Regions from separate parts of the Homo sapiens genome. Here all the other regions are linked to region 1. The links are chromatin loops, found by intact Hi-C in ENCODE. Cell type or tissue: PC-3. All regions are shown on one strand. Each heading gives the region's core, and the rest is flanking DNA. Links, peaks and the distances in the headings are about the cores only. Region 1 overlaps SYT14 (synaptotagmin 14). Region 2 holds the start of SYT14 (synaptotagmin 14). Region 3 overlaps UTP25 (UTP25 small subunit processome component). Region 4 has its middle 47 kb from the start of UTP25. Region 5 has its middle 52 kb from the start of SYT14.

What was found. Peaks named below come from ENCODE experiments on the same cell type or tissue, not always from the same donor. Only the 100,000 strongest peaks of a DNase experiment are listed, where the experiment ranks them.
Region 2: a loop joins it to region 1, with 3 times the contacts of the local background. A loop is called at or near these places in 5 of 110 quality-filtered maps.
Region 3: it touches region 1 in a loop (19-fold over the local background); 97 of 110 quality-filtered maps call a loop at or near these places.
Region 4: a loop joins it to region 1, with 7 times the contacts of the local background. A loop is called at or near these places in 89 of 110 quality-filtered maps.
Region 5: a loop joins it to region 1, with 13 times the contacts of the local background. A loop is called at or near these places in 11 of 110 quality-filtered maps.

What each region holds. Positions count from the first base shown.
Region 1 is chr1:209,986,864-209,993,049 of GRCh38, reverse strand. All of the region lies in intron 2 of SYT14 (synaptotagmin 14), which reads right to left. Among named protein-coding and RNA genes, the nearest start is that of SYT14, 52 kb to the right of the region's middle. In PC-3, for the core only: a CTCF peak has its summit at 3,302 (motif pointing right); a DNase peak (open chromatin) is centred at 4,109; H3K27ac peaks cover 1,052 bases.
Region 2 is chr1:209,936,174-209,942,359 of GRCh38, reverse strand. It overlaps SYT14 (synaptotagmin 14), which reads right to left and starts at 4,143. Exons shown (of 9, transcript NM_001146262.4): 1 at 4,083-4,143. The coding sequence starts at 4,095. RefSeq lists a silencer at 4,402-4,696. In PC-3, for the core only: a CTCF peak has its summit at 3,782 (motif pointing right); a DNase peak (open chromatin) is centred at 4,549; H3K4me3 peaks cover 2,091 bases; H3K27me3 peaks cover 1,205 bases.
Region 3 is chr1:209,857,417-209,863,602 of GRCh38, reverse strand. It overlaps UTP25 (UTP25 small subunit processome component), which reads right to left. Exons shown (of 12, transcript NM_014388.7): 12 at 6,038-6,186. Among named protein-coding and RNA genes, the nearest start is that of UTP25, 33 kb to the right of the region's middle. In PC-3, for the core only: a CTCF peak has its summit at 3,120 (motif pointing left); a DNase peak (open chromatin) is centred at 3,102.
Region 4 is chr1:209,872,139-209,878,324 of GRCh38, reverse strand. No RefSeq gene overlaps it. Among named protein-coding and RNA genes, the nearest start is that of UTP25, 47 kb to the right of the region's middle. RefSeq lists an enhancer at 2,269-2,770. In PC-3, for the core only: a CTCF peak has its summit at 2,592 (motif pointing left); DNase peaks (open chromatin) are centred at 2,604, 4,764 and 5,104; H3K27ac peaks cover 926 bases.
Region 5 is chr1:209,883,262-209,889,447 of GRCh38, reverse strand. No RefSeq gene overlaps it. Among named protein-coding and RNA genes, the nearest start is that of SYT14, 52 kb to the left of the region's middle. In PC-3, for the core only: CTCF peaks have their summits at 2,897 and 3,108 (motif pointing left); a DNase peak (open chromatin) is centred at 4,587; H3K27ac peaks cover 1,906 bases.

The sequences.
Region 1 (6,186 bases), core at 801-5,800:
CTGCCAGCTCGCATGTCCACAGCAGACGAGTAACTAGGATCCTAGGGGTCAGTGGTGAAAGTGAGCTGTCCCTCAGGTCCTTCATTCACCTCTTTCCCAGGAGCTCTTAAGGGCCAGGAACTAGTCCTAGGGTTCAGTTAACCTACACAGTGTTCCCAGCTTCCCCACCTTCATGCTCAGCTTCAGTGTCGCCTTTCCATTCACTCTCAGCTTTTTCTCTTTGAAGATCTGCCCAAATTAAGGTGGTTTACTCAATAATATGGTCTCTCTCAGTGTGAATGGTACTTCCTCCCTGTGTCTAGTAGGCCATCTTGTCCCCCCTTCAGTTTTCTTAAGCAAGCATGGTTTACATTTGCCTTTTATTTATTTGTTTTTTATAAATTCAGGGGGTTTAAGTGCCATTTTGTTACAAAGATATATTGCATAGTGGTGTTTTTAGCGTAGCCATCACCAGAATAAGTATACACTGTACCCATTAAGTAATTTCCCATCCCTCATCCTTCTCTCACACTTCCATCCTACTGAGTTGCCAATGTCTATTACTACATTTTCTATGTCCATGTGTACACATTATTTATCTCCCACTTACCCATGAGAACATGCAGCATCTGACTTTCTGTTTTTTAGTTATTTCACTTAAAATAATGGCCTCCAGTTCCCTCCATGTTGCTGCAAAAGACAAGATTTCATTCTTTTTTATAGTTGAGTAGTATTCCATGGTTATATAAACCACATTTTTTAGCCAGGTGTGGTGGTGTGCATCTGTAGTCCTAGCTACTTGGGAGGCTGAGGCAGGAGGATTACTTGAACCCAGGAGTTCAAGGATGAGTGAGCTATGATCGTGCCGCTGCACTCCAGCCTGGGTGACAGAGCAAGACCCTGTCTCAAGCAAAAACAACAACAACAAAAAAAAATTTTCTTTATCCAGTCATCTATTGGTAGACACTTAGGTTGATTCCATATCTTTGCCATTGTGAATAGTGCTGCAATAAACATACAGGTGCAGGTATCTTTTTGATATAATGATTTATTTTCCCTTGAGCCTATACTAAGTAATGAGATTGCTAGGTCAAATGGTAGTTCTGTTTAAATTATTTGAGAAATCTGCAAACTGCTTTCTACAGTGGCTTAACAAATTTACATTCCCACCAACAGCGTATGTTTCCATTTCTCTGCATCCCCGTCAATATCTGTTATTTGACTTTTTTTTTTTTTTTCTCGAGACGGAGTCTCGCTTTATCGCCCAGGCTGGAGTGCAGTGGTGTGATCTTGGCTCTCTGCAGCCTCTGCCTCCTAGGTTCAAGCGATTCTCATGCCTTAGCCTCCCGAGTAGCTGGGACCACAGGCACACACCACCACGCCCAGCTAATTTCTGTATTTTCAGTAGAGATGGGGTTTCACTATATTGGCCAGGTTAGATGTTATTTGACTTTTTAATAACAGCTATTCTGATTGGTGTAAGACGGTATCTCCTTGTGGTTTTAATTTGCATTTCTCTGATGATTAGTGATGTTGAGCATTTTTTCATATGCTTCTTGGCCATATGTATGTCTTCCTTTGCAAAATGTCTGTGCATTTCCGTTGCTCACTTTTTAATGGGGTTATTTGAGGGATTTTGGTTGAGTTGTTTGCATTCCTTGTAGATTCTGGACATTGGACCTTTATCAGATGCAAAGTTGGCTAGTATTTTCCCCCATTCTGCAGGTTGTCTGTTCACTGTGTTGATTATTTCTTTTACTGTGCAGAAGCTTTTCAGTTTATATAGCCCCATTTGTCTACTTTTGTTTTTGTTGCATTTGCTTTTGAAGGTCTCAGTCATGAATTCTTGGTCTAGGCCAATGTCTGGAGGAGTTTTTCCTAGATTTTCTTCTACACTTTTTGCAGCTTCAGGACTTACATTTAAGGCTTTAATCCATCTTGAGTTATTTTTTGTATGTGGTGAGAGTTAGGAGTCCAGTTTCATTCTGCATATGGCAATCCAATTTTCCTAGCGCCACTTACTGAATAGGGTGTCCTTTCCCCAGTGTATAATTTTGTTGACTTTATCAAAGATCAGTTTGCTGTAAGTGTGGGGCTTTATTTCTGGGTTCTCTATTCTATTCTACTAATCTGCGACTATTTTTATACCATGCTATTTTGGTTACTAACACCTTGCAGTATAATTTGAAGTCAGGTAAAGTGATACCTCCAACTTTGTAATAATACCAATCTGACAAAGCTTTTTCTAACGAGGAAATGACAAGAATGTGAAAGAAACAATGATTACTCTGTATTTACTAATTTTTTAAATTTTTTATGGGTATATATATAAGTGTATATATTTATGGAGTACATTAGTTATTTTGATACAGGCATACAATGTGTAATAATCACATCAGGGTAAATGGCATACTGCTAAATTTTTGATAAATAACAAGTATTATCATATGATAAGAAAAAGCAACACACTTTATTTCATTAAAACAAGAAATATACATACATATATATACGTATATATATACATATATATACGTATATATATATATGTGAAATATTCCTTCATCCTTAAAAATGGAATTTAGGACAACTGCCAAAATGACATCTGAGGAACACTAGATCAACAGATATTAAGATGTGAGATTTTTAAAAAGGAAGGTGGGGGCGTTCCATGATGAAACGTATTCAGGAAATATTGGGCTAAATAAAGTTGAGAAGTTTTTCAGTGCAGGACTTCTAGAGCCATTGATATGCTAATTTTCTAAACTTAGCCATCTCCATCACAGACTGAGTGGCTCTAGAGAAGCCCTAACAATCTGGAACAGCATTTAAAAATCACCAATCTAATACAATATTCTAACATTTTTTATATATTTTGTAAAATGTACAAAAACAGATGAAAGGTGGAGGGAAAATGAATTCTGTTTACAATAAAGCTGAGGTTCTATAAGGCATAATTTATAACTACATATTGGGTCCAGTTTGAAGGAACCAGAAGTAAAAGATAGCAAACAGGAGGTCTGTAATTTTTACTTGTTTATTAAAATTGATTTATATGCTAATTTTATATTGAATATACTTTAAATTGTGCTAACTGCAAGTACATGGCTTTAAACGTGATGAAAAGTCAGACCAATATATAGCTGAATTTTAAAAAGTATAAATTGAAATGAAAATATAAATATATCTTAGAGTTTAAATAAAAACGACGCCTTGGACATCTAAAGCAACAATAATTTCACAGTAAAATTTCATATATACACACTAGGCAAAGCACTGAAGTATTTACTAAATATATTTTCATATTAGCCATTAGATGGCACCATATATCTACTAGTTAACATAACTATACTATAATTCCCCTGACATGCTCAAAAAGTAATATAAAATATATTTAACTTCTACGTAAATATAATACACATTATCTTTTATCACTGTTAACTTTAAGCTTTAAAGGAAGAAAGATGATATAAGCAACTACATTTATATCACCATTTCTGGAATGTTAAAACTTAATAAGTAATCTCATTCAGAAATCAAATGAAATGTTCTAAGACAATGATTCAAAGGCTGAAGAGCAGACAGCTAGAGAATGCCTTTCCTTAAGGTAAATGTAAGATAAAACTAATTCTCTACCTTAATAAATTTTGTTTTTACTTTTTATTCATAAACCTACATTGTCCAATTTCCAATTCTTCTAAATAATCAAATTTCTGTCTCCTCTTAAATTTCACCATATCTTGTTCTCTAATCCAGGACTCTCAGTTCCTGTGTAATTTCCCAGTCTCTCCTGAAATCGCTGCTGCAGATTTTTATATAGTCTATTTAAATACCAAAAATGACCCCATTCTAATAATCACATTTTCTACTTCCAGTTAAGATAAAATAACATGGACAGATTTCTCCCACCACCTGAAAACACTAAAACAAGACAGAGCGTATGAAACAATGGCACTCAAGACACTGAAGATGGGCAATAAAGGAGTGATCATTCAGAGGAAGAAAAAAAATGAGATCATCTGTATGACTATGATTTTCCAAGCTTACTACCTGGAGAAAGGGGACAGTGCGGTCACTGTACAGTCAGGTGAGTGTTGAGGAGATAAACCTGGGAGTATGAAGAAGCCAAGTGTGCTCAAGTTCATGTGGCTGAGTCCCGGAATAAAAAGCTGTGTAGACAGAGAACTCCAGACACCTGCACTGAGTCACTCCTAAGATACAGTTCAGTACTTCTTAGCACATACATGTAAGGAAACAATCAGAGGCTGGGAAAAAAACTGCCTAAGAGGATTAGAGGGAAGACATGCCAAATCTTACACAGAGCATGAAATGGGGACTATTCTGAAGATCCAGAATTTTAAAATCTCAAACCTTATGAGCCACTGATTAGACTGACATATGAAGGATTTTGCTTCAGAAAATTAATCTTACACTAAATGCAGGTTTTGCCCCTCCTAACAAAGGTGAAAAGCAAGACTGAAAGGAAAGTCTCAGGTAATTTAACCTATCTCAGAATAAAGCTCAAGAACTAATCACGATTAGATCTAACACTCAACAAGGGAAACTTCACAATGTTTGGCATCCAATAAAGAAATTATCAGGTATGCAAAGAAGCAAAATGAAAAAAACCTAGCAGAAAAATTAATCAATCGAAACTGACTCAGAAAATTGATAAAATTAGGAGACAGGGACACTAACAATTATGATGATATATTCCATGGGTTTGAAGAACCAGAGGAATGATCGAATGTGGTAAGAGGAGATACGGAACTTTTCTTAAAAGCCTAAATCAAACTTCCAAAGGTAAAAACTAAAATGTCTTAGATAAAAATACACTGAAAGAGACTGACAGCACATCAGATATTACAAAAGAAAATGTTAATGAACCTGAAGACATATCAACAGAAAGCATAAACACAACAGAAAGACTAAAAAAATGCAAATAATCAGTAAATTGTGGAACAACTTCAAGTAGATAAATACATGTGTAATTGAAGTCCCCACAAAAGAGATGAGAAAAGAAGAAATCAAGAAAACATTTGAAGAAGTGATGGTCAAAATTGTTCCAAATTTAATGAAAACTATCACCAAAAGCAGCTCAGTAAATTCAATGTACAAGAAAAAAACGAAGAAAACTACACAAAGGAACATTATATTCAAATGGATTAAAGTTGTAAAGATAAAAACAGAAGTAGTCAGAAAAATTACACATTATCTACAAAAGAAAAGAGGTAAGGCTGACAAGAGATTCATCAGAAATAATAAAAGATAGAACAAGTGGCACACTATCTTTAAAGTATTGAAAGAATAAAAGCCGCTAATCTAGAAGTCCTTGCCAGTTAAATGATCTTTGAAAAGCAAAAGGTGAAATTTTGTAAAACAACACAACACAACTTTGAGTCACACAAAAGGATATAGTTTGGATATTTGTCTCCACCCAAATCTCATATTGAAATGTAATTACCAGTGTTGGAGGTGAGACCTAGTGGGAGGTGTTTGGATCATGGGGGAAGATCCTTTACAGCTTGGTGCTGTCCTTACAGTAGTGAGTACTCACAAGATCTGATTGTTTAAGTGTGTAGCACCTCACCCACATTCTCTCTTGCTCCTGTTTTCACCATGTGAAGTGCTTGCTCCCACTTCATGTCCCACTATTAGTAAAAGCTTCCTGAGGCCTCTACAGAAGCTGAACAGATGCCAGCGCCATGCTTGCACAGCCTACAAAACTTTAAGCCAATTAAACCTCTTTATAAATTATCCAGTCTCAGGTATTTCTTTATAGCAACACAAGAATTGCCTAATATAGAAAACTGGTACCAAGGAGTGGGGCTCTGCTATAAAGATATCTGAAAATGTGAAAGCAACTTTGGAAGTGGGTAACAGGCAGAGGTTAGAATAGTCTGGAGGGCTCAGAAGAAGACAGGAAGATGAGGGAAAGTTTGGAACTGCTTAGAGATGAGTTAAATGGTTGTGACCAAAATGATGATGTTGATATGGACAATCAAGTCCAGGCTGCTGAGTTCTCAGATGGAAATGACAAACACACTGGGAACTGGAGCAAAGGTAACTCATATTATGCCTTAACAAAGAGCTTGGTTGCATTGTGTTCATGTCCTAGGGATCTGTGTAAGTTTGAAAATGAAAGATAATTGGGTCGGGTATGGTGGCTCATGCCTGTAATCCCAGCACTTTGGGAGGCTGAGGTGGGCG
Region 2 (6,186 bases), core at 718-5,717, 51 kb after region 1:
AAATTTGCATGGAGGCTGGATTTGGTGGCTGTGATGACAACTTTGGGACATTCTGAATATCCTAAGCTTAACATTTTGGATTGCCGAGGACATCCATGTGAAAGTATCTAGCTACTATTTGGAAATATAAGTCAGGAAAATTCTGTGTTAGAAATACGCTTCTGGACAATGGCATAATTTATGATGACGATGTTCAGAATTCCACGAAACAATGCATAGAAACTTGGCTTGAGATCATACAAAATACAATTGGCCCCCCATATCCACAGGTTCAGCATCTATGGATTTAACTAACCGTGCATGGAAAACGTAGTTAGGCCTACAGTGGTTGTATGTGTACTGAATATGTACAGACTTTTTTTCTTGTCATTATTCCCTAAAGAACTATTTACATAGCATTTACATTATAGTAGGTATTACAAGTAGACTGGAGATGATTTAAAGTATATGGGAGGATGTGCATAAGTTATATGCAAATATTATGCCATATGATATAAAGAACTTGATCATTCTTAAATTTTAGTGTCTCCAGGGGACCTGGAACCAATCTCCCCCACGGTTACCAAGGGACAACTGTATTCAGGTACTATACAAAACCTAAGGGGTACAAAAATGAATAAGACATTAACCTCTAGAAATTTACAGTCGGACAGGAGAAACAAATTTGTAAATAAGTGATTACTAAATTGTTCAATGCGTGCAATTACGGCAATGTGTATAAAGCAGACAATGGCAACAGGGTCAAGAATGGAAGCCACTAGAACATTAGGTCAGGTAAATTAAGACAAAACTGAGAAATATGTAATCAAGAGAGGAGGAAATTTCAAATACAACAAAAAAGTGTCAACGCTATCAGATTAACAGAGGCCAACACTAGAAGAATTAATATGCTGGATAGCAATTACATCACTTCATAGGCTAGGCTACAACAATGATTCCCAACCTGGTATTGCCAGATCACTGGGCCAACAGTAAGGATGTGTAACTATTGTCAATATTTCAAAATGCCTTTCAAAAATTGTAACTTTGCCTAATATAGCCTAACTTCTTTACTGCTGACTGGAATTATGTTAGCTCCATGTGGTAACTCTATCATCTTATATTTGTCTCTTTTTTTGATTAATAGTTACACATCTGACTGATAAAAGGAGGAAATGAATGATTACTTAGTAGAAATAATTTTGTGTTATAAAATAGGTTTACACAGAGAAGAAAATGAAAACAATCCTTAGTACTTAAAAGTCTAGACTCAAGGGCTAAAACACTGGGCCATAGCTAATAAGAGTATGCTTAACAGATATAAACGATCTGTTCAGTTCAAAACATTGGTTAGCTAAGCAAGGGAGTAGTCAAGCTAAAAGAGACTGTGGTTTTAGTTGATTACAGCCTCGCTCTGTGCCAACATGAAGCTCCAAAAAAACCTATTCTAATGTTAAGCTATATTAATAGGATTACACATAAGTGAAGGAGTGGTATAACAGTTTTGATGTATGCTATTCAACAGTATAACTGGAATGAAATGGCCCACTACTATATTCCAAATTTTAAAACATACAACTACAGATCATCCAGAGGAGGGAAGTGGATATTTTATCTAGAAAACACTCTAGAGCTGTCTTCAAATGGCAGAAGGGATATCATATATAGAGAGAATAGTGGGCTTTTAATTTATTGCTACAGAAAGCAAAACTAGGATGGGTAGACAGACGTTACTGAATGGCAGATATTCGGCCAAATACAAAGACCTTATGAATATAAGAATTACTGCCAAAAAACAGTGTTAGACCCATCATCATTGAATGTTTTTATACAAAGGAAAGATGATCCATCTCTTAGCATTCACACTACACTGTAATTGCATGTTTAAAATTATCTGTCTCTCCGAATAGAACATGAACTCTTTGAGAGAAGGGTTATAGTCTTACTTATCTTTTTGGCCCCATGGAATCTAGCAATGAACATTGTATACAGCTATTGTACAAAAAAAAAAAAGGTCTACTGAATTAATAGGTGAATGAAGAAACTGAATGTTTTAAGAAACACTTTACTGAAAAGATGAGACGCCCTTTTGGGCCCCTAAATTTTTAAGATGTCCTTAGTACAGAGTCTCATGCAGAACTCATTCTACTTCATAACACAGCCTAGGAAGGGTGTGCATAATGAATCTATTTTACTATGTGATAAGGAGCACAGTTAGGCTAATTCGAACTGCCATCTTTATCTGAAGTGCTAATATTAATTACAGTTTCTTTGCCAAACTAGAAAAGATATAATTCCTGATCTTTGTATTATGAAAACTTAAGCAAATGCTTCAGTATGAAAATATTTATGAGAGTATCTCAAACACAGAAGAATCTCTAGAATGTGAGGATTTAAAAAATCTTATTCTTCAAACATGTTAAGCAGTAGGCAGAGTAAAATGCCATCAGGTGACATGGAAAATGAATCAGTAACACTTAACTGCCAGTAGAAAGAAAGGAAGAACTAAGAAAAAACGGAAAAAACTGAAAAGATTTTAAGAAATTACAAGTTATAGCATCATATCCGAATGGCATCTGCCTGAAGGATTTTCCTCATGCTCTGCCTAAACCTTTCTACTTTCACGTGGTGTGGTAGTGTGGTAGTGTGGTAGAGTTTCACGGCTTCACAAGAAACTCTACCACAAACTAGTTGGGAAAATAAAGTACACAACATAAATCAGTGGGTTTGGTTTCTTGATTTTTAACCTTTGGTAAAAGGACAGTGAGGGAAACAAATGTTGAAAGTACTGCTGCAGATAACAGGAACATCATAGATTATAGGTAGATCTTATTCCCCACCATTTTAACTCAAGCAGACATTTGAAACTGTCTGAATGTGTCTTGCATACAATAGGTACTCCCTCTCTTAAATAAATAAGCTACATGTAAACACACAGCTAACTCTACTTTGGAGTCCACATGATCCGACAAAAAGAAGTCCCCAGAGATGCATACTACCAGTGATTGATCACTTAGAAGGGAAACGCTTTAAAAAGTTTTACTTAGGAACACACTTTCAATGTAGAGAAATAATGATATAGCTATAGGTACCTTGCACAGCTGCACAGATGAATATACACACACAGGGAAAATTTACAAATTACTTTCACTGTTTGAGTTAATCTAAGAGACAGGGCCTGGAAGATGTAATCTTTCACATAAATATCCTAGACGTGTGAAATTAATTCTCACAATCTCTTCCTTAAAAACAAGGCAAAATATAGACACTTGGTCCCAGTTACATGTTTCTGGAACAAGAGAAAAATACACTTTAGTGTCAACTACCTTATCTAGGAACTTAATTTTTATTAAGCTGTTTTTCGAAATATGAGCATTGTGGCACTATAACACTTCATAGACTGGTATTTGCAGGATTCTAAGAATGTGTGCTTGTTGTAAAGACGTTATTTACTTCTTTTCATGGAGAAAAACAGTTTTGAGTGTTGGCGGGGAACAAAACCACTTGAGGAGGAAATTAACCTAACCCCAAATTTCCTGGACCCCCTACAACAGCAAACAGAAGGGGAACGGGCAGAGAGTGTAACCCAGCATCAGCCCGAGCGGGCACAGGGAAGGGTTAGGAATGGGACAAAAAACTGGACTCTCAGTTTGGCAGGAAGGTGGGTATTGCGGAAGGATGGTTTGCCGCGGCCGGGGAAAGAAAAGAAAGGGCAGCCTGAGCCCCCCGTGGCCCCTCGCTCCTCCCAGCCCGTCCCGTGGGGTCTGCAGGGCCTCACCCCGACCTCCACTCCGCGCGGCCGGCAGGAGGCGGCGGCCCGGACGCTGTACCTGCCCGCCAGCCCGCTTTGCCCCGCGTGCGGCCGCCGGGAGGCCGGCAAAACCACGAAGGCCGGGGCGAGCGAGCCAGTCGGGCCCGGCGTCCCAGCGGCGCCGCTCCGCCCACCCGCCTCCCGAGACGCGGCCAGGACCCCCGCGCGTCTTCAGCCGGCTCCAGACCACAGGAGGCGGCCCCGTCAGCGCCTCGGCCTGCCGGCGCACCTCCGAGCCCCCCGCCAGCTGGGTGGTCCCGGTCCTCGCTCCCCGCTGTCAGCCTCCACTTACCTTCAATCGCCATGATGCGCTCGCCATGGACCGCACCAACTGGATGGCGGGGGCAGCAGACGCGAGGGCTGGCGGAGGACGCGCTGAGTCCGCCAGCGAGAGGGGCGGGGCCCGGCCCGGAGTCGCCCGGCTGTGCGGCCGCGAGGGGCGCCGCGGGCGGGGCGAGGGAGGGGCCCCGAGCGCCGCGAGTGCGGGCCGCGGAAGAAATGGAACCTTCCCGGGGCCGCCGCTGGCACGTGACGCCACCCCGCCCCCACCCCAACCTACCCCACCCCACCCCACCGCCCCACCGCGCCTCGCGCCTCGATTCGAAACAGGTGCCCGGCCCGGAGAGCCACGGGCCCGCGCCCGAGACCCGCCCGAAGCGCGCCGAGCTCGTGTGGGGGCCCAAGCCCAAGCTTCCTGGCGCCGGGCGCCCTCCCGTCCGGTACTTGGAGCAAACGGTGTCCATGAAGGAGGCGAGTGGCAAATGATGTGGTCAGGACCATGGACAGGTCTCCTTGGTTGAAAAGGATTCCCACCCACTGACTCTCAGATTTGGTAATAGTAAGTCTGTTTTGGTTTCGTTTGGTTTTATTTTGTTTTGTTTTGCCCGAATCAGCCACATACTCGTCTCAGATCTCCGCTGTGGAGAAACAGCTAGTTGGCAAAAAGCAAAAAGGAGAGAGGAATCCTGAGCACAGCAGTGGTCTCTCTCTCTCTCTCTCTCTCTCTCTCTCACACACACACACACACACACACTCACTTCACCCCTTAGCCTCGCTCTTGATAAGCCTTGCTGCCACACAGAGCTTGGCTTACCTCTTGGAACTCTGAGTTGGAATTTGTCTACACATTGCAAACGCACATTTGAAGCCACACAAAAGTCAGGGTCAGACGGACGTTTTGACAAAGGACCTGGAAAGCATGTCACACGCAGGTTTTTAAAAATTTGTAAACCTGTGACCATTGTGAACAGTCCCAGGCCAACCCTGAGCACAACAACAATTGGCCACTTAGTTTTTACTTAAGATACTTGAACCGCTCAACCATTTACCCAACTCTCAACTTCATTTAGTAATTTGAGAACCTGGACAATCAACGGCATAAACAACATTGAGAAATAGGGAGTTTAGTGATTCTCTCTTGTGGAGGAAATGCTAATTCCTAGAGCAAAATAGCTATATTAGGGACTGAAACAAAGAAGAAAATATTTTACACTTATGTAAGTAAGGTTGGACTGTAAATCTAGAGCAGAAACTGTCTTCCATTGCTTTTATATAACCTCTCCCTCAGTCGCATTTTATGCTCAATAGACATTCATCCTTTACCATTTTCTTTAGTTCAGTGAGTATCTGTGAAGCCGGCACTGTGCTGAAAACTGGCTACAAGCAAGAATTGTTATTGAAGGATCAAAGAAAATACTGTTTTACTCAGGAAACATTAAAATGCCTATACTTTAGGAAAGCTCCATGAGAGAGTTTATGATGGACATCTAGAGGATTCGGGTAAAATGTTTAATGACATTTTCCCCAGGCAGCCTCCCTTAAAACAGTCTTGAACTCCAAGACATTGATCTGAACTTGACACCACAGTTGTAAGTTGTGGTTTCTGGCTAGTTCTGAGTAACCCAATTGTTCAAACTTTTAAAGAATTTCATATTGAAAGCCCGAAAAATGTATTCATCCTTTCCTCACCAATTACATAGTTACTAAGTAAATAACCAGATTATGTGAGTTTCCATAACCTAGATTAACATCGCTACTATTTGTCCAGGAGACTTATTTGTCCAGGAGACTCATGTGGATGAACTGGGGAAGAAGGAAGATAGTTCCTAGAAGGAGGTTGTTGGACAGAAAGAACTTAACTTATGCCTAGTGTTCCATTATTGGAACGCTAAGCACGCGGGAGTTGTTTACATCCTGCTGCTCAAGGTCATCGCCAAGGTCTGATTGCAAAAATTCTAAAAATTGCAACCTCAGGGATAAATGAGTTAAGTAGTAACTACAAAGGTACTGTACTGTCTAGACATCCACCTCTTGTCTACCTTCTAACTCTTTTGCAAGCACTTGCCTTTCATCGTACTTCCCTGCAGTTCCCTTACAGCAGAGCTATCCAAAAGAAT
Region 3 (6,186 bases), core at 561-5,560, 130 kb after region 1:
TTTTCCTTTGGCTGCTTCTGTCTCCCCCTCCTCCACCCTAGCTTCAATGTCCTCTAATTACATGACACGCCAACAAAGTTCTCTTGGCCTGGAAAATGCTGTTCACCCTTCTCCCAAAGCTCCCCAAGGCAAAGAACACAAGACCTGGTTAACTTTTTGGTAGCAATTTGCAGAAACATTTAGAGCAATAAAAATGGAGCCAAAATTAGTATCTTCACAAGTCACCCTGCTTTGTTTTGATGGAGTGTAGGGAAGCCACTACACTCTCCAAGCCAGATTGCTATCGTGGAACAGCTGGAATTCTGTCACAGATGGGGCAAGAAGAACTCAGCTGGCATTTCCTCTGAGTTCAGGTTCCTGTGGGGAACAAACACAGCTCTACAGATGATGGCTGCTGGCTTCGATTCCTTTCCGTGCCCAAGACTCTCAAGCAGCTTTTTTCGACCCGGGAGTTAAGTCAGTACAGCCAGATTTAGCTTTCTCCGCAGGTTTCATAACAGATAGAACAAAACCGGGATATCTCCCTGCCCACCCACAGGGGATGGGAAGAACTCTGTGACAGGTGTTCCACAGCCATTCGCCTCCTGTTGACACCTCCTCACCCTGTGGCTGGAGGTGGAAAGGGAAACAAAAAACGTGAATTCCAGGGTGCAGGGCAGCCACTTTCTGAGAAATGATTAGGACCCCAGAGAGGAGGAGTGCTCAGACTCTGAGCATCTCATTAAAAAGGATCAGTCTGCTACTGTGGTGCTGGAGCTGGGGTGATGCGGGTGGCTGACGGCTCACTGCGGGCAGTGAGGGGCGGGTGACCATACTCAGACTCTGCATGTCCTTCATATGCAAAATGCCTTCATTTAAGTGGCTCCCAGAAATCCAGCCTTTTGCAGGAAGGCTTCTAAAGCCTTTTAGGAAAAAAACAAACAAAAGAACTAGTATCCCTCCTGCTAGATTTAGATTTTCCCGCCTATCAGTCTTCATCCCTGCCTCTATGACAGACAGGCACACACACCACACACAGTCATGAGCACATGGGTGTGTGCACACACAAACACATACACATCCCAGGGGAATGGTTCATTTTGTTTGGAAGTTTGTTCCTTTGTCCCCATCTGGAGGTACCAGGATGCCTGTCCCCTTTCTCCTCACTCTCGGATTTGCCACTCGCAAACCAAGGTATCAGGTAGTTCTTTGGGGTTACAGTGTCAGTTTTCCTCTTCAGTATATTCGTGGAGCTTTGCTTGAGGGTGGGACAAAGGTGTGCAGAATGAAACAATGAGTAAGATATGAGTGAATGTCCTCAGCCTCGCAGGTGGATTTAGACAACCAGTGGGAAAGTCTAGAGGAGGGCACGATTAAAGTTCATAGCGAGCTGTGATGATTTCACAGAGATTATCATTTGAAGGGGGCCTTGAGAGAGGAGAAGTTCAGCAGGGGAGGAGTAGTGATTGGGCATTCTGGACAAAGGAAACAGGATGGTCAAAGATCTCTATTACCTGACCCTGTTTTATTCTCTTCCAACATTTAGCACCATCTGAAATTGTACTTTTATCTAGCCTCTAATTCTTTCTTTTCTGTCTACACTATGCACTCTAACTCTATGAGTGCAGGAAATATGTGTGCCTCATTCATTGCTGTGTCCTAAGTGCCTAAAATAATTTCTAGCACATCGTGGGTGCTCAGTACATATTCACAGAATGGATAAATCAATGCTCAGACCAAGGAAAAGGGAGAGAAGGAGACTCTTTTTCTTTTCTAATGTATGTGGTTTCATTTCATCCTTACAATACCACTCAAGAAAGACATAATCATCTCTACCTTACAAATAAGGAAACTGAGGTAAGCAAAGGTAACTTACTGGGAGTAAAAGGTAAAGCTGAGATTAAAAGCCTAGTTTATCAGTTTGTAAAGTGTAGATTATGCCATGAAGACTAATGAAGGTCTGAACTAAGCAAAGCTGTGGGAAGGAAGTTAGAGAGGTGAGCTCACGTTTGAGGCAGTGGGTTGATAAAACTGACAAGACTCGGACACAGATGGAAAGGGAGAAATTCCCTTGCAGACTCATCTCCATCTGAGTGGCTGGTCCTGACCTCCCTCTCCACTGGATTCAATCACATGGGGATTCAGAAAAAAACATGTGGCATTGGCCACTAGCCAGTTGTTTAACTTTGGGAGACCTGCCCAATTTCTCTAAGCATGTTTTTCCCCTGCTATATGGTGATAAGCAATCAGCTGGCTTTTAAGGGTTGTTGTGAGATGACTGATGTACATCAAGCACCCACAACAGTGCCTGGCCCACAGTAGGTGTTCCATAAATATTAATTCACCTATCTTTCCCCATGATTTCCTGATGTCTTTTGGCATGGGAAGTACTGTTCCCAAGAGGAGGACCAAAGGGCAAGTGTGAGGACATCCACCCTGGCCTAGGTACGGGAGTGGATAGTCTCAAGAAGGAAGGAAGTGACAACCTAGGCCTGGGGGCAGTGGATGGAAAAGAAGTTAGGGAAGTACCCAGTAGAGAAAATCTCCCCGTCTCTGAGAAAAACTCTAACCCCTCTGGAAAAAGGTTAGACAAGAAACCACAATTCTAAAGGGATTATGGTCAATCTCTTCTCTGCAGAAAGGTGTAGCCAGAGTGTGGTGATGGGGAGCCAGGGGGCTGTTGGGCTTGGGCCTCATATATGTAAATTTGGTTGTGAATTGGGTTATGAATAACCAAATGAAGCTACTCACAGTTATTATCATTTAGAGTTTGTTAAGTTAGTTTTTAAGAAATTAGTTGTGAGTTTAAATATGCCATAGAACCTATTGGAGATTTTCCATTTCTTAAAAGGTAATGTTCACTATTCCATAAAATTATTTCCTGAAATAAATACACGATTATGAAATCATTTTAATGTGTTAACTTATAAACAAATTCTATCACAGTTGTTTGTAACTCTTTGAATTTCTTAATTTCCTATGTATTTAAATTGTTAAATAAAATAAAATAAAAAAAAGAGGCCTAGGTCTCTGTCTTCTCCAGCTCTGAGAGCTGCCAGGCACAAGCCCCACAGCCCAAGGCCGGCACCCGAGGGGAGGTGCAGATCTCCTTACTGTACTTGTTTACAGCGCCACCTGGTGTTCCTAACGCATAAGCGCCCTCACCCCTAAGAGTTGGAATTTGCTAAGTAAAAAAGATCCCTACAGCTGTTTTTCTGAACCATTCTCTCTCAAAATCTCTTTTCTTTCCTTTGAAGAGTATGAGGCATATAAGTAAGAATAATACAAAATAACAGTTAATTTTCTAAAATTTTACTAATCTTTGTAACGTGGAAAAGAAGGTCTGGTCTTGTTCTAAGTGCCCTGCATGGATTAAGTAACTTAGTTATTGTAACTCTGAAGACAGGTATTATGATGACCATCCCCATTTTACAGATAGCAACTGAGGTACAGAGAGTTTAAGGAATTTGCCAAAAGTTACGCAGCTAGAAAATATTAAAGCAAAGATTTGAACCTAGGCAGCTTGGCTTCAGTACTCACGCATTCTTATGCTGCTTCTCTGTGCATGCGTGTGTTTCAAGAAAAAAAAATTAATTTTTATTTGTACTGACACTAAGAATTTAATCTCTCTGGGCAAACCTCAATGGACCAAGGATAAACGGGGCAGCAAAGGAGTGAAAAATATGCCTTAAATGATCCTGACATATGAGACGTTATGCTTTTCAGGTTGCTTGAATTCTCCTTCAGAATGTCACTTGGTGGTGGCCGCGCGCGGTGGCTCACGCCTGTAAGTAATCGCAGCACTTTGGGAGGCCGAGGCGGGAGGATCACGAGGTCAGGAGATTGAGACCATCCTGGCTAACACGGTGAAACCCCGTCTCTACTAAAAATACAAAAAAAAAAAAATTAGCCGGGCGTGGTGGCGGGCGCCTGTAGTCCCAGCTACTCGGGAGGCCAAGGCAGGAGAATGGCCTGAACCTGGGAGGCAGAGCTTGCAGTGAGCCGAGATCGCACCACTGCACTCCAACCTGGGCGACAGAGACTTGGCATCCAGAAGGATGGCACACAAACAACTCAATTAATGTTTATAACAACCCTCCCCAAGAAAATATTATCATCTCCCTTAGTCCTTTTTTTTTTTTTTTTTTTTTTTGAGACACAGTCTTCCTCTGTTGCTCAGGCTGGAGTGCAGTGGCATGGTCTTCTTGGCTCACTGCAACCTCTGCCTCCCGGGTTCAAAAGATTCTTGTGCTTCAACCAACCAAGAAGCTGGAATTACAGGCGCCCACCACCACACCCAGCTAATTTCAGTATTTTTAGTAGAGATGGGGTTTTGCCATGTTGGCCAGGCTGGTCTTGAACTCCTGACCTCAAGGAATCCACCCACCTCAGCCTCCAAAGTCCTGGGTGAGAGGTGAGAGCGTGCTGGCAGCCCTCGCAGCCCTTACTCACTCTGGGCGCCTCCTCGGCCTTGGCGCCCACTCTGGCCGCGCTTGAGGAGCCCTTCAGCCCACCGCTGCACTGTGGGAGCTCCTTTCTGGGCTGGCTGAGGCCGGAGCTGGCTCGCTCAGCTTGCCGGGAGGTGTGGAGGGAGCGGCGCGGGCGGGAACCGGGGCTGCGTGCCGCACTTGCGGGCCAGCGCGAGTTCCGGGTGGGCGTGGGCTCAGCTGGCCCCGCACTTGCAGCGGCCGGCTGGCGCCGCCGCCCCGGGCAGTGAGGGGCTTAGCACCCAGGCCAGGAGCTGCGGAGGGTGCCCTGGGTCCCCCAGCAGTGCCGGCCCGCTGGCGCTGCGCTCAAATTCTTGGGCCTCAGCTGCCTCCTCGCGGGGCAGGACTCGGAACTTACAGCTGGCCATGCCTGAGCCGCCTCCCCCACCCCCGCCGTGGGCTCCTGCGCTGCCCAAGCCTCCCCGAGGAGCTCCGGCCCCTGCTCCAGGGCGCCTGGTCCCATCTACTGCCCAAGGGCTGAGGAGTGCAGGCACACGCTGCAGGACTGGCAGGCAGCTCCACCTGCGGCCCCGCTGCGGTATCCACTAGGTGAAGCCAGCTGGGCTCCTGAGTCTAGTGGGGAACTTGGAGAACCTTTATGTCTAGCTAAGGGATTGTAAATACACCAATCAGCACTCTGTATCTAGCTCAAGGTTTGTGAACACACCAATCAGCACCCTGTGTCTACCTCAGGGTTTGTGGATGCACTAATGGGCACTCTGTATCTAGCTAATCTGATGGGGACTTGGAGACTCTTTATGTCTAGCTAAGGGATTGTGAATACACCAATCAGCACTCCGTATCTAGCTAATCTAGTGGGGACTTGGAGAACTTCTGTGTCTAGCTTAGGGATTGTAAACGCACCAATCAACACCCTGTCAAAACGGACCAATCAGCTCTTTGTAAAACAGACCAATCGGCTCTCTGTAAAATGGACCAATCAGCAGGATGTGGGTGGGGCCAGATAAGAGAATAAAAGCAGGCTGCTGGAGCCAGCAGTGGCATCTCCTCGTACTCTGTCCTGGTGTGGAATCTTTGTTCTTCACTTCTTTGGGTGCATGCTGCTTTTGTGAGCTGTAACACCGCGAAGGTCTGCAGCTTCACTCTTGAAGCCAGTGAGACCAGGAACCCACCAGAAGGAAGAAAGTCCAAACGCATCCGAACTTCAGAAGGAACAGACTCTAGACACGCAGCCTTTAAGACCTGTGACACTCACGGCGAGGGTCCGCGGCTTTATTCTTGAAGTTAGTGAGACCAAGAACCTACCAATTCCGGACACACTGGATTTACAGGTGTGAGCCATCCCTTAGTCCTTTTAAGAGTTCAACAATTAGGATTGCTTCATTAAAAAGGGTAATAATAACTACTATTTATTGAGTGCTTTTATTGTTTTGTTTTTAGAGAAGTAATTATCTAGTAAAAACAGTGTAGGTTTTCAGGATTGTGCTGCCTGTGTGGAAATCGGGAAAAATAAGGATGCTTACCTTAAACGGGTGTGAGGGATTAACTGATGTAATACATGCAAAGAGCTTGGAAGAGTTGCTGGCGCTTAATCAGTACTCCAAAAAATGTTACCTTCAAAACCACCTTTTAATGCAAAAGCATATATATACATACACACACATTGTTGGTTATTATTCATGCAGAAAACAATCTGGGAGGAAACATAAGACATTAATAATGATCACCAAATAGATGTAGTTTGATTTTTGTTTTTCAC
Region 4 (6,186 bases), core at 624-5,623, 110 kb after region 1:
TCCCGGGTTCAAGCAATCCTCCCACCTCAGCCTCCCGAGTAGCTGGGATTACAGGCACCTGCCATCATGCCTGGCTAATTTTTATATTTTTGTAGAGACCGGGTTTCAACATTTGGCCAGGCTGGTCTTGAACTCTTGAACTCAGGTGATCTACCCACCTCGGCCTCCCAAAGTGCTAGGATTACAGGCGTGAGCCACTGTGTCCGGCCTGATTTCGTTTTAAAACAAGAATCTCTATCTTAATGAACAGTGTTCTTATCCTCTTCCAAGGGCTTTCCCTGAGGCTGCCAACCTCCAAAAATTGTTTTATAGTTCCAAATTTCCTACTTCTCCTTCCCCAATCAGAATCTTTATTCTTACAAGGCAAGCTGTTTAACTAGGTATGAGAGGGAAAGCAATCTTATTAAATTAAATCATACTAATGTGTGAATGACTAAGTGAGACTCCTCAAGAAGTTTTTGACTTTTTATAAGAGAATATTTACTAACCCTAAATAGTATCTAGATTTTCAGCCTTCACTATAAATTGGGGGGAAAAGGCAATATAGGAAAGATTTCTACTAAGTTATAAGCATGAGTTCCTTAAGAACAGAGACCATCTCATTTTGGGAGTACTGAGTTACCTAGTACAATCAATTGAGTACCTAATCAATATTTATTGAATTGAAAAGAATGTGGAAACACAGAGTGGATAGGAGAAGGGAGAGGGTAGGAAAGCAAGGGTACTGAGGGGAAAGAAAAGACAGGAAGGAAAAAGAGAAGAAAGGAAGGAGGAAGGAAGGAGGCAGGAAGGAAATCCAAGAGAGGGAAAGAGAACTAAACACAACCCAAATTATGGTACAGTTCCTGGTTTCTTTTGCAGTGAGAGCCCTCAGAAAAACTGTAGCAAAAAAGAATTTATTTGCAGTAGAAAAAAAAATTTTTTTAACTGCTGCTGTTTCAGAGTGCCAACAACAGAATAGAGCCAAGAGATGCTGAGCCCTAAGGAAAGATATTGATCAAAGCCATAAATTTCTGTTTTTCTAGCACAATAGCAATGACTCATGACGGTTGACTGGCCACCGTCAGTGAGCCTCCCTGAGGGCCCCTTGTACCCAGCAGAATGGATCCACTGGGTCCATGATCATCTAACAGTCACAGGAACTCAGGGACTAACCCTGTTAGGGTTATGAAAATGGATCTCTGTAGATTCAATATAATTAGAGAGTGCATTCATCCATAGAAGTCCACAGTGGAATTTTCCACAGAAGCCAAACTAAAGTGGAAACTTGACAAAGAAGTGGAGGTCAGAAGGCAAGAGCCAGGACCACCAGTTTTCCTTGGGGTTTCAGGAAATAAGGGAAGAAATCTTTCTGAGCTGCTAAAGAAGAAAAGTGAAGCAGCAGACTGGCTACAGGGAACCAAGAAGACCAAATGTTCTTTAGAAGCTAGAGAGAAACGGGCTCAGGGGCTCTGAGCAACAGAATCCTCAAACAAGATCAGCCCAAGAACCAAAGGGATTGGGACCATTTTTGCCAAGATATCTATCAGGGAATATAATCTGTGCACTATGTGATTGGCCTGCTCTAGATGGAAATATCAGAGGTCCTGCTCAGTTCACAGCCAATAAGATCATATGCATTTAAGTGCTTGCTTCCATCTGTACCAACAGTGAAATCATGGTGCCTGGATTTAGAGCCAAACGCAGTCCGGACCCTCCCACTCAGGGTTTTATGACCTTGGTTAAGCTACTTAATCACTGTAATCCTCCATTTCCTCATCTGTAAAGTGGAGGAAAAAACTTTTGCTACCATTTAATAAGTATTTCCTATTGCCAGACACTATGCACTCTACAAATATTACCTTCTTTACTCTTTACCACCATCCCAAGAGGTAGGTATTATGACTGTCTTGACAGATGAGGAAAATGAGGCTTAGAGAGATTACCATGCATGTTCAAGGTGTCACAGCTGGTAAGTATTAGGATTGGAACTGACACTTGGTCTAACTTCAACGTCCACAGCCTCAGACTGTGCAGCACTGCCTATCCAGCTGCCCTAAAACCACAGAGTTGAATGCAGATGGCAATTTTCCATGCTTCGGTTCAAATACAGCTGAAGAAGCACCCTCTTCCTCTATCACAGTGGGATCTACAAAAGGGAAGTCCTCCCCTGTTTATTTTTCAGCGAACAAAAGACACAGCGCCTTTTTCTGGGTATTTGTTTTATCTTGTTGGCATCCTAAACCTACAGACTAGAAAACATCATTCTCAGCCCCTCAGGTCTCCAGTGAGCAAAACTATTATAAGGAACTGCCATTTGTCAGCTTTCCTCGGTACCCTCGACAGGGCAAGGGCATTGCCAAAATATGGTCCCTATTTCTGCAGGCTGTCAGCGGCTGCAACCTTGGAATTCAACCTCTCCAGCTTATTAACACAACAAATTACCCACCACGAGAACTGCGGAGTGCATTCGCTTGGAAAATGGTCTCTTTTTAATGAAGTGATTTAATTAGGAGCAATTTTCCCATCAGCTCACTTGTCAGAGCATGGCTGAGGCAGCCATTGAGATGAGCGTTTGGCCTGTGCCTTCCTGCTCCCTCCTTTCTGATGCCACCTTTTGGAGAAGGAGGAAAGTGAAACCACTTTAGGAAAACACAGTTCAAGCTGGGAAAGGAGACAGATCAGGCCTGAAGGCTGTTTTGTAAGGTCTTCAGAGAGTCCACCGTTTCAGGATGTGATTTGTCCATTTGTAGCGTGATTCTCCCAATGGGGATTTTTAAAGACTTGAGCATCTTGTGTGTCTCCCTTCCGCTCCTTGCCCTTAGCCTTGATCTCCTGCAGGCCTGGTGGTTAAGAAAACAAAATGAATTTCAAAGCATTACTTGCTGGAAATGTGTAACTCTGAAGGATGTTTGGGGAGGAGGACTAATGCATGGTTGAATCCAGTTGAGTCTGTGGTATCCACAGGCTGCAAAGTTTCTAAAATTGCATTAGAAATCTGATTTTTTTTTTTTTTTTTTTTTTTTTTTTTAATGAGACAGGGTCTTGCTTTGTCACCCAGGCTGGAGCGCTGTGGTGTGATCATGGCTCACTGCAGCCTTGACTTCTCAGGCTCAAGTGATCCTCTTGCCTCAGCCCCTCCCAAGTAGCTGGGACTACAGGTACACGCCACCATGCTCAACTAATTTTTGTATTTTGGGTAGAGACAGGGTATCACCATGTTGCCCAGGCTGGTCTTGAACTCCTAAGCTCAAGCAATCCGCCCGCTTCCCAAAGTGCTGGGATCATTGGTATGAGCCACTGTACCCAGACTGATTTTTTTTAAGCCAAATTTCCATCCTGGACCACTTGATTTTGACTTTTTGTTGCATTCCCATCATATTTTCAGCTCTCAGATATATAGTATTTGACATGTATGGATGCCTGTCTTTCTGTATCATACATGTGAGCCTTCCACCACACCTCCCAGATTTGGGAATAAGCAGGTAAGAGTCCCCTGATGCCAATGGAATTTTTTGTGTGTGAGTGCAATTTTTCTTAATTTTTCTAGAAAAAGGGGGATAAAGTTGAAGTTTAGGATCAGTGACTAAATGTTTTGCAAAAAGGTACATCAGTGTTGAGAAGATCAGAGAGCTCAATGAGTCTAGTGTGGAAAGAGTTCATGGAAACGGTGAGTTTTTGAATGCAGTCTGAAAATACTTGACAGATTTGTGGCTCCCTTTATGCATATTTAATCTTTTTTCCCTAAGAAAACCAAATAGTCACAAATTCTTTATACTCACTTACAAAAAGTGACAGTAGAAATGTAATCTTTCCAAGGGAAATATTTTTTCACTGTTGTATGAAAGCATCATTTGGTATATGGTTAGGATGGCATATAAGCAATTCTGTGATCCACAGCAGTGTTTACAGATGCTAGCTGAGACCTCGTAGTCAGTTTGTGGACCATGACCAGCACTATTAAAAAGGAAATAATCAAATAGAAAAGGACAGAATAAAAACCACCAGTTTTATCATTATAGGTGTAATCTTGTACACACACTGTGTACCAGCATAAAAGGTAGTTCTTACCAGTGGTTCATGGAGCTTGAAATGTGGCATCAGAAGATCTAGGTTCTAGTTTTGGTTCTTCCATTAACTAACTATGTGACCTTGGGCAAGTACTTAATTTCTCTTCTTTAAGCTTCTCTTTCATTATCTGTGCAATGAAGGCTGAGGTAACTATTTAAGCTTCTATTAGGTTATGAAATATAAGAAATATAAATATATTCCTGCAAAACTGTGCTACATCCCAAAGTCAACTAAATGTGAGTTGAGGGTGTTTTGAATTACCTGCATTGTTGCTTCTCCAGTGATATCTGGGTGGCTACTCAAGATTCAACAGAGATAAGCCCTTTGATCCATCTAGCCATATTGTCAAAGGACTTTATTGCAGTCTTTATGAAAAGGATATTTCAAGTCATAATGAATTTCAGAAATAAGTACGTCAAAGACAAAATCATGGCACAATAACTTGCTGTGGTCCATGCATCTCTACCACCAGCCCCTCATCTCCCTGAAAAAGGAAATATAACAAGAAATACAAAGCTTTGTGCAGCTGGGGATCGTGCCTTGTGAGAGTGAAAGCACGCCTCTCTCTGATGTTTCTCATTCAAATGGAATGTCATGTGCACCTTCCAGAACAAAAAGTTCTCTTCACATGTTCTGTATCATAACTACGCCTTACTTCTTTGTAGTTGAACAAAGGTCTGACTTTTATCACAGATGGCCACTCTTTAGGTCTCAAGTGTAATCTGACACAGCCTTGCTCTGTGGACCAGTCCTATTCTGAGTCAAGACTTCCCTGAAAACTCACACCCTCAATTTTCACAAGAATGCATTTCAGATGGCCCACCAATTTTCTGCATATCCTACATGTATTATATTGCAATGTCCTTGAACTTGGTCTGCTCTAGCATCTCAAATTTGGATGTAGTAGAACTTAAGTCTTGATAATGGATAATAGCATGATTATAGCAATTACTGTAATGCTTTATAATTATGCCTTTATGTGTATGTCTCTTTCATTACATTGTGAACACTTTGAGGTCTAGGATTAGTCATGTATATTGTCAAATTCCTCAGTGAGAGCATCACCTGACCTGTTATTCTAGCCTCTAAATAAATTCTGTTGAGGTTTGATTTATCACTGAAGGAGAGAAGAAAACATGTTATCCAAAGCAACAAAAAAATGGTTGGAGTTATTATATTGGGGGTCTTACATTTAAATGAATTGTATGTGTAGTATCAAAAAATCCACTTCTCACCTAAAGGAATTATTGTTATTTAAAAAGATGCTGAAGATCATCTACACCTAGGGTTGGCAAAATATGGCCTGTGGGTCAAACCCAGCCCACTGCCTGTTTTTGTAAATAAAGTTTTATTGGAACACGGCCACACATTGCCTATGGCTGCTTTTGTACTACAACTGCAGAATTGAGTAGTTGTGACAGAAACTGTATTACTAATAGAGACTACGCATTTACTATCTGGCCTTTTACTCAGAAAGTTTGCTGACCCCCAGTTTAGAGTACTACTCTCATTTGACATAAAAGGAAATTGAGGCCAGGGAGAGGAAATGACTTTCTCAGACTCATTAATGGTACAACTGAGACTATACTCTAGGTCTCACTTTCCAGTTTCTCTTTTTGAATATTCCTGTTTCTTCCCTGGAATGACAAATGTTCACGTTGAAGATGTGATTCAGAGGGGGCTAGGAAAGTGTCCCCATGTTTCTGTGCTTAGCTAAGGAAATATCTGTGAACTTCCTTTCAGAGCTGGTGGGTGATGTTCTATTGTCCCATCTATGTCCATTTTAAAGGGTGACAGTGTCTCAACTTGAACCTCAACTTTATTTACTTTGGATCCAGACACCCCTGAGCATATTTGGAGAATCATGGCCAAATGGGCCATGGGGCCCCCTAAGGGGCCTTTCTCATGAGTCCCCCAGGAGAGTTCACCTGAAGGAGCAAAGGGTAGAGCTGCACAAATCTGGGTCCATGAGAGAGGAGCAGAGAAACCCAGATGGTGCTAAGGGCACCTGCCTGACTCCTAGGCAGAAAGGGCTGCCATAAGGAGAGAATTAAGTGAGTCATTCCACAGACCCTAGCAGGGGCATGGAGGGCATCAGACAGCACAGGGCACTTGTGGCCCTGGTGCCAGTGGCTT
Region 5 (6,186 bases), core at 773-5,772, 100 kb after region 1:
TCGGCCTCGGCGCCCACTCTGGCCACGCTTGAGGAGCCCTTCAGCGCGCTGCTGCACTGTGGGAGCCCCTTTCTGAGCTGGCTGAGGCCTGAGCCGGCTCCCTCAGCTTGCAGGGAGGTGTGGAAGGAGAGGCACGGGCGGGAACCGGGACTGCGCGCGGCGCTTGCGGGCCAGCGCGAGTTCTGGGTGGGCGTGGGCTTCGCGGGCCCCGCACTCGGAACGGCCGGCCGGCCCGGGAGACAGTGAGGGGCTTAGCACCCGGGCCAGCAGTTGCGGAGGGTGCGTCGGGTCCCCCAGCAGTGCCGGCCCACCGACGCTGGCTCGATTATTTCGCCGGGCCTTAGCTGCCTCCCCGCGGGGCAGGGCTCGGGACCTGCAGCCCGCCATGCCTGAGCCTCCCCCAACCCGCCGTGGACTCCTGTACAGCCTCCCCGACGAGCGCCGCCCCCTGCTCCGCGGCGCCCTTTCGTCCCATCCACCGCCCAAGGGCTGAGGGGTGCGGAAACAAGGCGCGGGACTGGCAGGCAGCTCCACCTGCAGCCCGGGTGCGGGATCCACTGGGTGAAGCCAGCTGGGCTCCTGAGTTTAGCGAGGACTTGGAGAAACCTTTATGTTTAGCTAAGGGATTGTAAATCAATCGGCACTCTGTATCTAGCTCAAAGTTTGTAAATGCACCAATCAGCACTCTGTGTCTAGCTAATCTAGTGGGGACTTGGAGAACTTTTGTGTCTATCTCAGGGATTGTAAACGCACCAATCCCCACCCTGTCAAAACGGACCAATCAGCTCTCGGTAAAACAGACCAATCGGCTCTCTGTAAAATGGACCAGTCAGCAGGATGTGGGTGGTGCCAGATAAGAGAATAAAAGCAGGCTGCCCGAGCCAGCAGCGGCGATCTGTTCTGGTCTTTTTCCAGCTGTAGAAGCTTTGTTCTTTTGCTCTTTGCAATAAATCTTGTTGCTGCTCACTTTTTGGGTCCACACTGCCTTTATAAGCTGTAACACTCACCACGAAGGTCTGCAGCTTCACTCCTGAAGCCAGCGACACCAGGAACCCACCAGAAGGAAGAAACTCGGAGCACATCCGACCATCAGAACAAACTCCAGACATGCTGCTTTTAAGAAGTGTAATACTCACCAGGAGGGTCCGCAGCTTCCTTCTTGAAGTCAGTGAGACTAAGAACCTACCAATTCGGGACACAGTAAGACATAAACACATAGATATTTATGGTACAAGGTGGAAAGACATAAATGCTACATAGTAGAAGCAGAAAAAGTGCTATGAGAATCCAGAGATCAGAGAGACTGAATATAGTCCTTCCATGTCCCTGGGTTCCGCATATGTGAATTCAATCAACCAAAGATCAAAATTATTTGAGAATAAAATAAATAAAACAAATTTAAAATATACAGTATAACAGCTATTTACATAGCATTTAAATTGTATTAGGTATTATAAGTAATCTAGAGATAAGCTATATGGGAGGATGTGCATAGGTTATGTGCAAATACTACATTATTTTATATAAAGGATTTGGGCATCCATGGATTTTGGTATCTGTAGGGTCCTGGAACCAATCCCCTGATGATAACAAAGGACAACTGTACATGTCCAGGAAGAGGAGGTTAGGCTTCATGAAGGAAGTTAACAAGTGAAATAGGCCTTGAGGGATGGGGATAGACTGTGGGGATTTAGGAAGGGAATCCCAGGAAGATGAGGAAAACATAGGGTGTGCATAAGAAACTGACTTTTTAGTTTCAAAAGAGATGGGAAGTACAGGCCGGGCGTGGTGGCTCATGCCTGTAATGTCAGCACTTTGGGAGGCTGAGTCGGGCAGATCATCTGAGGTCAGGAGTTCAAGACCAGCCTGGCCAACATGGTGAAACCGCATCTCTACCAAGAATACAAAATTAGCTGGGCATGGTGGTGCGTGCCTGTAATCCCAGCTACTTGGGGGGCTGAGGCAGGAGAATCACTTGAACCCGGGAAGCAGAAGTTGCAGTGAGCCGAGATTGCACCATTGCACTCCAGCCTGGGCAACAAGAGCGAAACTCCGTCTTAAAAAAGAGAGAGAGAGATGGGTAGCACAATGGAGAATTAAGGTTAGGAAGATAGGTTGGAGACAGACAGTGGGAAGTAGGGAGAGAGGATGGCGTTTAATGATAGGTGAAGAAGTTTAGATTTTATGCTGGGGAGCCAGTGAACAGTTTTTTAAAAAATTAGAGTGACTTGATCCCAGTGCTGTTTTAGAACCTGAATCTGGATTGGCGTGGGGAGAGCTTGGAGCCAGGAAGTCCAACTACTAGGAGGCTCCCACAGGACATTAGATGTGCGGTGTTGAGGGCTGGCCATGAATTGGGGCAGTGGGAAGAGGAATGGAATGGTGGCATCAAATGGACAGAAGCACTGGGTGCTAGTGAGGGACAGGACCTCTGTCCGGGAGGCAGTGCTGTGAAGGAGGAAGAGTGCCAGAACCTAGCCCTTAACTTACTGGCATGAGACAAGGAGGAGGGAAAAGGATGGGCAAGAGCACACTGTGATAGGTCAGCTCCATGCCAGCTCACACAGTCCATTAAGGCACGTGGTATTATCTTCATTTTACAATCAAGGAAACTAGACTGAGAAGAATCTGCCCAAGGTCACACCTTAGACCGCCATGGACATCAGCTTCCTTCCTTATCTACAACCTGCTGAGTTCAGTTTTGAACATGTTGAATGGGAGGTGCTGGGAGGATTTGCAGGTGTAGATGCGCTCATGGGCGATCACACAAACTCACACACCTGTTTGTTCATTCCTTTGTTTTTTGCGTGTCTGCTCCACTTCATCTCTTTGCACTCTGCATTCTCTCCCTTCCTTCTCCCTCCCCTATTCCCTTCTCTTTTTTCTTCTGATCTATTTTATCTTTTTCCTCTTTTTCTTTTTCCCAACTGAGTTAAAACATGCAGAAGCCTTTTTACACTGAAAAGCTATGAAAATATAAGAGACTGTTATCAATATTCTCTTTTCTCTGTATCAGTGGTTCTCAACTGGGGGCAATTTTGCCTCTCAGGGGACATTTGGCAATGACTGAAGACATTTTTGGTTGTCACAGCTGGAAGGGGATAATACTGGCATCTAGTGGGTAAAGACCAGGAATGCTGCTATCATACAATGCACACAGTAACCACCCCCTCCTCAAGAAAAATAATTATCCAGCCCCAAACGTTGCTCTGTACCTGAGGTCTGGCAGTGACCACTGCAGCACTGCTGAGTTTTACCAGGGGCTCTAGTTTAAGGCAGGGAGGATAGGCTTGTTTAATCAGAAGTCAAACCACTATAGATGGAGGCATTTAAGGAATCTGAAATTTTTGCAATGGGTGGTTTTTCATATGCAAATACAATAACACTTATAAACCACTTACTATGTGCCAGGCATTTTTAAAAAATACTTTACATATACAACACAGTTAATCCTCCCAACCATCCTTTCAGATAGAAACTAACAACTGCGCATAGGAAGTAGGTGGCCAAGCAAGAAAACTAACCCAGAAAGTCTAGCCCTCAAGCCACAGTCTTAAGACACTTCATCCTATTGCCCAATATAGCAACGGTGACACTCCCAAAATGTCACCAGTATGGCCTATGCCTTTCCTGGTTTTTCCACAGAAGCCTGGATAATAAAACTCCATTCATACTTTCTCATTAAGGCTTGCTTTTCTTATGCTACTCTTAATTTTTCAGTGACTAGTTGGGGTACTCTTCTGTGACCATGAAATAGATATTTTTCTCTTTGCAAAACTAATTGACTGGCCTCAGTAGCAAGATAACTGTTTTGTGCCTCAGTTTCCTCATCTGTAGAATGAAAATATTAATGACGTCATGAACTTTTAGGAGGGTTTAAATGAGTTAATACAGTGCTCTTCAACAGAGTTCGTAGACTTGCGCCAGTTGGTGAAGGTTTGTTACTAGTCTACGGGGAGATACGTATAGCAACTAAGAGTAAGGATTTAGAAACTTTTATAGCATTTTGACAATTTGATGTCTCTTACAGCTAATAGTTAAAAAAGGAAAAAATTGAGCTTGAATTTTGCATGTTTTAATTTTTTTTTCACTTTTGTAGTAATTTATTTTTATTGAATTCCACAAAAGCATTTGTCCATGACACATTGGAAATTTAAAAAACAAATACTGGCTCATTATCACAGCACAAGAAGCATTAAGTTAACATACGTAAAACACTTGAAGCAGCTCCTGGCACTTAGTCAGTGCTTAATAAATGTTAGCTAATAACAATAATAGCACTATATTCTAACAAAATGAGCTATCTGTCCCAAAGATGTACGTTCCTGAGATTTATCTTCTATGTCATTCTAAGTTCATCTTCAATTCTATTAAATCTCTTTCCTACAGTGTGAGCCATTAAAAGAAGTGCTACTCTACTCCTTACCCATTAATCATACATTATCAGACACTAAATATTTTAACAGCCAGTGTCTGCCATTGGTCTCAAGGGGAATATAACCAGCATAACACATAGTGATTGTGGTTGTTCTTCTGCCACAGAAGGTGACGTAGTCTTACACAGTGCCCCAGCTGCTAAGGAATCAGTCTCCCTGACTCACCCTCACGTGGGGAGCCTGCTTACTCACCCTAGCCTCACTGCCCTTCTAAGGCTCCTCCCAGGAGGAGGTCCAGAGTCCCTTTCTAAAGAAACTACACTATTTAACAGTCTAGGAATTCTTGGATCACCCAGGTTAGTCCTCAGTTTCCTTTAATCAGGCATTGGAGGCTCATATTGCAAATAAAGCAAATTCCTGGGTAACAGAAATATTAGTATCAAAATGGCTATATTTCTCCTGATATTATTGGCTGCCTATAAGTGTTCACGTAGTGGATCAATGAAAGGGGTGGGAGAAGCAAAAAGAAAAACCCAATTCATGCAAGACAGTCTAGTGCATCTGAGCGGGCTTCTCACCGACTTCCTTGGACTGCATATTTTCCTCCCTCCCTCTGACTCACTCCATGCAACCAATTTTTCTTTCCTCCTTTGAACTAACAACATTAGACTCATATCAGTTTCTCTTCTGAAACCCCAGTGGGTCTACAAGATCATGGGCAGGCACGTCCTGACTCTAGCTAGCTTCATTGTTCCTCCAGATTAATGTTGCCACTATACCCTTTGACTTAAGAATCTCTTGAGAATGTCACAATGTCCTTTAGGATAACCAAAAGCACAAAGGATTGGAATCACAACACAAAGGTCTAATACAGCTTTTTTGAATACTCACTTGTCTCATCAGGCCACTTACTAAACTAAAACTTTCTCTGGAACAGTATTATTTGGGTCCTTTCTCCAATATGTTTTCATCTTGACTGGGAGTTAGAGCTCCTTGGAGAGGGAGAACACAGGGCTCACACATTTTCTCTTTATTGGTGCTCCAAGGGAGGTCCTCTTACCTGCTTAACCATTCACATGATGATAAAATCTCTTTGCCCCAGAGGAACAAGACTGGATTTCTTTTGTTAAAATCTCATTAAAGACTGCTTCAGCCTGTAATAATTTGTTAATAGATGGCAGTGCTATTTGGCTGCGATTGGGTTTTCTTTCATTTCTTCTCAAGCAGGTCTCATAATTGTTGTCTTATCTCCAAGGCATTTTGGTTGTCACTGAAGTGTAACAGATGCTGTAGCCACTGCAAACCACTGGGTGAGCATCCCACATTATCTGTGAGGAAAGAGATGCCTCATTAGTTTCCTTCCTTTCATTTTTTTCCTTTTTAAGCTGCTCTCTAGTCAGCTAAAAAAGCTGGCTCTTTTTCTCAAACCAGGCCAGATTCCCAGATATTTTCCTGCTCAGTGATTTGAGTTAAACCTATCTGCCAAGGACCTCTCTCTCTCTCTCTCTCTGGTTGCATTTTACACAAAACCACTAAAGCAAGCAGTTTAGATTTTTTTTTTTTAAAGTATTTTCTGAGTGTCCATCCACATGGCAACAACTAAAGCATTTTCAGAGGCATGTGACAGGGTCTGTCTGAGGATGGAGAGGTCTGAAACCTCATGAGTCACTCTGGGAATCACATGAAATCATGGAGATAGAAGTGTTTTATAAACTGTAGCCTACAGAGATGGAGGATCACAAAGTGGTTTGGAGTACCCTGGGTTCTGGCTGAATTGTGGAAGACTCCAGTCCAGTGTCCTGAAGCTTCA